Linked DNA regions of Homo sapiens: region 2 is linked to region 1. A link is an interaction called in ENCODE POLR2A ChIA-PET data of the cell type or tissue named here. Cell type or tissue: IMR-90. All regions are shown on one strand. Each heading gives the region's core, and the rest is flanking DNA. Links, peaks and the distances in the headings are about the cores only.

Evidence for each region. Peaks named below come from ENCODE experiments on the same cell type or tissue, not always from the same donor. Only the 100,000 strongest peaks of a DNase experiment are listed, where the experiment ranks them.
Region 2: POLR2A ChIA-PET joins it to region 1 with 7 read pairs; 2 of 35 experiments call an interaction of 5 or more read pairs at or near these places.

Annotation. Positions count from the first base shown.
Region 1 is chr10:13,963,439-13,966,356 of GRCh38, reverse strand. The region is part of intron 2 of FRMD4A (FERM domain containing 4A); the gene reads left to right. Among named protein-coding and RNA genes, the nearest start is that of FRMD4A-AS2, 27 kb to the left of the region's middle. In IMR-90, for the core only: no CTCF peak of the experiment used is centred there; no DNase peak of the experiment used is centred there.
Region 2 is chr10:14,055,558-14,058,475 of GRCh38, reverse strand. The region is part of intron 2 of FRMD4A (FERM domain containing 4A); the gene reads left to right. Among named protein-coding and RNA genes, the nearest start is that of FRMD4A-AS3, 17 kb to the left of the region's middle. In IMR-90, for the core only: no CTCF peak of the experiment used is centred there; a DNase peak (open chromatin) is centred at 1,395; H3K27ac peaks cover 477 bases.

The DNA.
Region 1 (2,918 bases), core at 196-2,695:
CACCAACTTAATATAATTGGGGGTGGGGGAGACTTAAAAGGAAAATCATTAAAAATTATACAAACTTACACTTTGGGAGGCCAAGACAGGCAGATCACCTGAGGTCAGGAGTTCGAGACCAGCTTGGCCAACATGGTGAAACCCTGTCTCTACTAAAAATACAAAAAAAATTAGCCAGGTACGATGGCGGGCACCTGTAATCCCAGCTACTGAGGAGGCTGAGGCAGGAGAATCGCTTGAACCCGGGAGGTCGGGAGTTCGAGAGGTCGCAGTGAGCCAAGATGGCACCACTGCACTCCAATCTGGGCAACAAGAGTGAAACTCTGTCTCAAAAAAAAAAGTTATACAAACTTACATGTGAAAGGAAAAATCACAAGTTACAAATGTAGGAAAGCCAACAACTATTAGAAACATCACAAAATTCAGAAAAGGAATGTGTGTTTATTAATTAACCTGCCAACATCCCTATTATCCTCTTCTTCCTACCTATTTTGGTTGCCTGGTCTTTGATCTCTTCTTCACAAGATAATGATTTTATAACATTTTCTACAGAGAGAGAAGAGAAAGCTAAGTCTGTCTTTCGCATGGTATGGCTGATCAAAACTTGTCCTTTCATTACTGAAAGAAAGAAAGGTTTATTTCCAATTCATAACTTGTCATTGGAAATACTGTGCAGATTTTTAGAATTATTGAAGAATTTGGGAAGACTTCTTACAGGTTTCTTTTTTATATGATCTATTGCAGAACATGCTGTTGAGAGTAAGATTACAGATATGTGCCTTCTAAACACAGGGATTGCAGGAAAATCCAATTATATTCTAGTTCCTTCAATAAAGAAAACATTATATGGTGCTTTTGTAATTGTGTGTCCTATATATGAAATATACTCCTGACAGTGGGAACACTGCCACCTGTGTCCAGGAGGTATGAGAATGGAACTCTCTACTTATTATCTTATCAGTCTGAGGATTGGGAGATTCCTCCACAGATGGGTTTCTGGCTGTTGGCATTTTAAACCTTCTTTCTCTTCTGCTAGCCACATACCTTCACAGCCTGGTGCCATAAGATGCAGCCATATCTTGATAAGATCTCTAGTCCTTCATGAACAAGGTGGGCGAGTCGGCATTTAAGGGTGAGGGTTCTTGCTGGAAGCCATTTCTAGGCTGGTGCAGCTCACCGTAACTTGATTACAGATGGCAATGTCTGTGGACCTCAAATATATTCCTCTCTCCCAAACTGAATATATCCTGACCATTCTTCTCCTTAGCTGAATTCAAAAAAAAAAAAAAAATGCCCAGTGGTCATTCCAATGTTACCTGAGCAAAAGAGGAAATTTAACAGAGGGGAAATCAACATAGGAAGAGGCATTAGTTGGCCAGGCGCAGTGGCTCACGCCTGTAATCCCAGCACTTTGGGAGGCAGAGGCGGGCAGGTCATGAGGTCAAGAGATCGAGACCATCCTGGCCAACATGGTGAAACCCCATCTCTACTAAAAATACAAAAATCAGCTGGCTGTGATGGGCACCTGTAGGCCCAGCTACCCAGGAGGCTGAGGCAGGAGAATCGCTTGAACCCAGGAGGTGGAGGTTGCAGGGAGGCAGAGGTTGCAGTGAGCTGAGATCGCGCCATTGCACTCCAGCCTGGTGACAGAGCGAAACTCTGTCTCAAAAAAAAAAAAAAAACAAAAGAAGAGGCATTAGTTGTAACTGATGACAATTAAAATATCTCACTTTTGTAAGCAATGAATGCATGAATATCTTGCTAGGAATCATCCCAGAGACTTGGAAGATCCCATGAAGTGAGGAACCCTGAAGTTTAAGCTTCATTGGTTTCATGACAAATCGACCTCTGTCCTCTCTATTGCCTCCCCACCCACCCCCACCCTGCCTCCAGCTCCACGCCACTCCTGGCTGTGCAGTAAAACTATAGGAAAAATAAAATAAATAAGACCAACAATCTGAATTACTGACTTACCATAAATTGCTTCTGGCCCCAAAGTTGTAAAACACATATGTATGGCATATGTAAACCTGTTTTAAATTTTTCTTTTTAAGTTAGATGTTGTTCGTTTGTTAGTGGGGAGGGGGATTGTGTTTGGTTTGGTTTTTGTTTGTTTGTTTGTTTGATGTTTTTTGTTTTGGTTTTCTTTGGTCTATTTGTAGAAACCGCGTCCGTCATCAGAGTCATCAGAGTTGTGGACTTTGTTTCTGTTTTTTTTTTTTTTCTAATGCCTGTTGACAAAGCACCAACAAGATAACACACCTGGTCCTCTCCTCTCTGGTTCTGGGTTGGCTGTGTTGAGGGTCACAGGGCACATCCCACCTTCCTCCAAGCATGAATGCCCTTGAATGTTTCATGGTTTTATAATGATCAGTGGTTCACCCATCACTGCTGCTTCTAGAAAGGAAATATGGACCAGTGGCTAGAATGAACATCCATGTGTTAGGAATTTGAGGAGAGTCCTTTTCCTAACCTGCAAAGCAGTCCTAACCTAATGCTCTAACACTGGCTGTCTGGAGACCACAGAGCCAGGCCTGCAATGACCTATAGATACTGAATTTCTCACACACTCTATAAGAAAACATGTGAGCTAATATATAAGAACACCTACCAACCTAGAATAGGGTTTGTAATTACGTAGAACGCTTTGTGTGTTTTCTTCTTTATAGAAAATATGCTTTTGAAACAGAACTTCTAGAATAATCATTTTGAAAATGCATCTCTATCAGCTGTCCACATGATTAGTTATAGTGACATCAATGATCCATTCTCCTAATAAAGGACAATTCCTCTAAAATGAGATTGGGTTTTCAATGATTCGTTTTTATCTTCACAAACAGCTCATACAACCAGTCTTGGACTGATGGATTCTACCATGACCCAACCAAACGTTTCCACATGTGGAAAGTTGGGCTTTG
Region 2 (2,918 bases), core at 179-2,678, 92 kb before region 1:
ACATCATTTACATTTCTTCTCTCCCAGACTCTCCCATTGCCTGCCAGTGGTTTGTTGATCTAGACTAGACAACGTACCTAAAAGGTAATTGGGAAAAAAATTCTAGGATGAGAAATGAATATTTTGAAAGTAAAATATGCATCTCAAACATGTAGCAAATGATAATTTATCTTTGAAAAAAAGCAATAGGTGTGTAACTCAAACTTCAGATTGACCCTAAATGAATTTTATGGGAGGATGAATTCAGTATAAAGATAGCCCAAATCCCCTCGGCTTTCTTGTCCCTATGGGTTTGGGAAGCTAGCATTTGGGGACTATCACCTCCTTCAACCAAGCCTGGACTTTCCTAATCATTTCTCTCCAGTTCTACTCATTGGAGGAACCAGAAAACACACACATCTATGCCTGTGTCCCTGGAAGGCCTGGGTGGGAATTAATGAATGGTTTTACTTGCATGTAACTATATATTACTTCCTGACCAGAGCTCTCTTTTTATTTCTGAGTGAGTTTTGTTATTTCAAACAAAATCTTGTCCACTGACGCAGACACGCAAACTGAATTTGGCTCCAAGAGAAACCGACACAACCAGTGAGCGTTAAGATTGTAGGCCAGGTGTTGTGGCTCACGCTTGTAATCCCAGCACTTTGTGAGGCCAAGATGGGTGGATCACCTGAGGTCAGGAGTTTGAGACCAGCCTGACCAACATGGTGAAACCCCATCTCTACTAAAAATACAAAATTAGCCGGGCAGGGTGGCCCCTGCCTGTAATCCCAGCTACTTGGGAGGCTGAGGCTGGAGAATCTCTTGAACCCAGGAGGCGGAGGTTGTGGTGAGCAGAGATCGCGCCATTGCATTCCAGCCTGGGCAACAAGTGTGAATCTCCATCTCGAAAAAAAAAAAAAGATTATAAATTCACACAGTAGATAGGAAGGGAGGCCTTTGGTTTCAAAACTGGCTGCAGCATGCGTTGACTTTTGTCTTGCTTGACTCATGTTGCCTTTTCCTTGAAATTTCTTGAATTGAAGCAGTAACAAAATAGCCATGGAGCCTGGTATTATTTTGTTGTGTTTGTCAACATGACCTAATCCTATAACCCCAGCTCTAGGGTAAAGACGATGTGTGAAGATACTATATTCAGCTTATGCTGAATGGGGGGGAAGTCTCTCTTTTATTGCTTTTCTTGAATGAATCATGTTCCTGTATTTATTGGAATTTGAGTAGTCAGGTGACTGTGTGTTCTCTGTTTGTGTTGCCACAACCAAGAGGCAAATAATTAAGAGCCTAGGAACTATATTGACAATATTACATTACATAACATCCGCTGACCCATAAGCAAAATGCCTTCAATTGCAAAACCCTTTGAGGCCTCATTCCTAAGCCTGAGTGAAGAAGACTAGCATTTTTCTCATGTGTTGCTCAGCTGTGACAAGCCAGAAGAGATACAGAACATTGCCACTGACTCAGGCTTCAAGGTTTTGTGAGAAAAACATAGCCTGCCAGACCTCGCAAGGCTAAAGAGAGCCACAAAAGACTCACTTGTTAATTGGGGAGATGCCAGGAACAAGAATTTTTCCAAATATCTCACCAGCAATACCTTTTATTTATTTATTTTTCAAATTTATGAATGACAGAGAACAAGAACTATAACACAAGCTCGTTTCTCTCCCTAGAAGAAACAAAGAAGCAGCAAAGAGCTTGGATGTGAAATGCCTGACTATTTGCACATGAAAGAGCCGCGGCAGATGGTGAGAGGTCTCCATAGGCTGAAAGATGAGTGTGCAGCAGTTTAGAAAGCCAGTAGCAAACAAGCAACACCATGCACACCACAGAGGCCCAAAGAAGCAGTTAGCTGGGACAGAGGATGCGACTGGAGAAATACTGGGGCCAAAACTTAAAATATTTTTTCAGTTACAGAGGGTGGAGGGGGGAAGTGAGGATGTTTAATGGGTACAAAAAAATATAGTTAGAAAGAATGAATTAGACCTACTTATTCAGAGGTCCAAGGAAGTCATTCGCTGGGACAGAGGCTGCAACTAAAGAAATACTGGGGGAAAAAACTTTAAATTTTTTTTTCAATCACGGGGGGTTGGGGAGAGGTGGGGATGTTTAATCAACACAAAAACATAGTTATAAAGAATGAATAAGATCAGGTCCGGTGGCTCACGCCTGTAATCCCAGCACTTTAGGAGGCTGAGGCGGGCATATCACTTGAGGTCAGGAGTTCAAGACCAGCCTGGCCAACATGGAGAAACCCTATCTCTACTAAAAATACAAAAACCAGCCAGGTGTGGTGGCACGTGCCTGTAATCCCAGCTACTCAGGAGGCTGAGGCAGAAGAATTGCTTGAACATGGGAGGTGGAGGTTGCAGTAAGTCAAGATTGTGTCATTGCACTCCAGCCTGGGCGACAGAGTGAGACTACATCTCTAAAAAAGAATGACGTGAACCCAGGAGGCGGAGCTTGCAGTGAGCCGAGATCGCGCCACTGCACTCTGGCCTGGGCGAAAGAGCGAGACTCCGTCTCAAAAAAAAAAGAGAGAGAATTAATAAGACCCACTATTATTTGATAGCACAACGGGGTGACAATAGTCAATGATAATTTCATTGTACATGTTAAAATAACGAAAAGACTATAATTGCATTGTTTATAACACTAAAGATAAATGCTTGAGGGGTTGGACACCCCATTCTCCATGATGTGATCATTACACATTGCATGCCTGTATCAAAACGTCTCATGTACCCCGTAAATATATACACCTACTATGGACCCACGAAAATAAAAAGTTGAAACAATTTTCAATTACATAAAAGAAATAAAGTTGGTGTTTTAAAACTGAAAAGAGCAAATATCTGTAACCTGAGGGCAGGCATAATGTACAGTTTTTAACCTTTCAGTTGTTCAGAATCCTTGTGAGA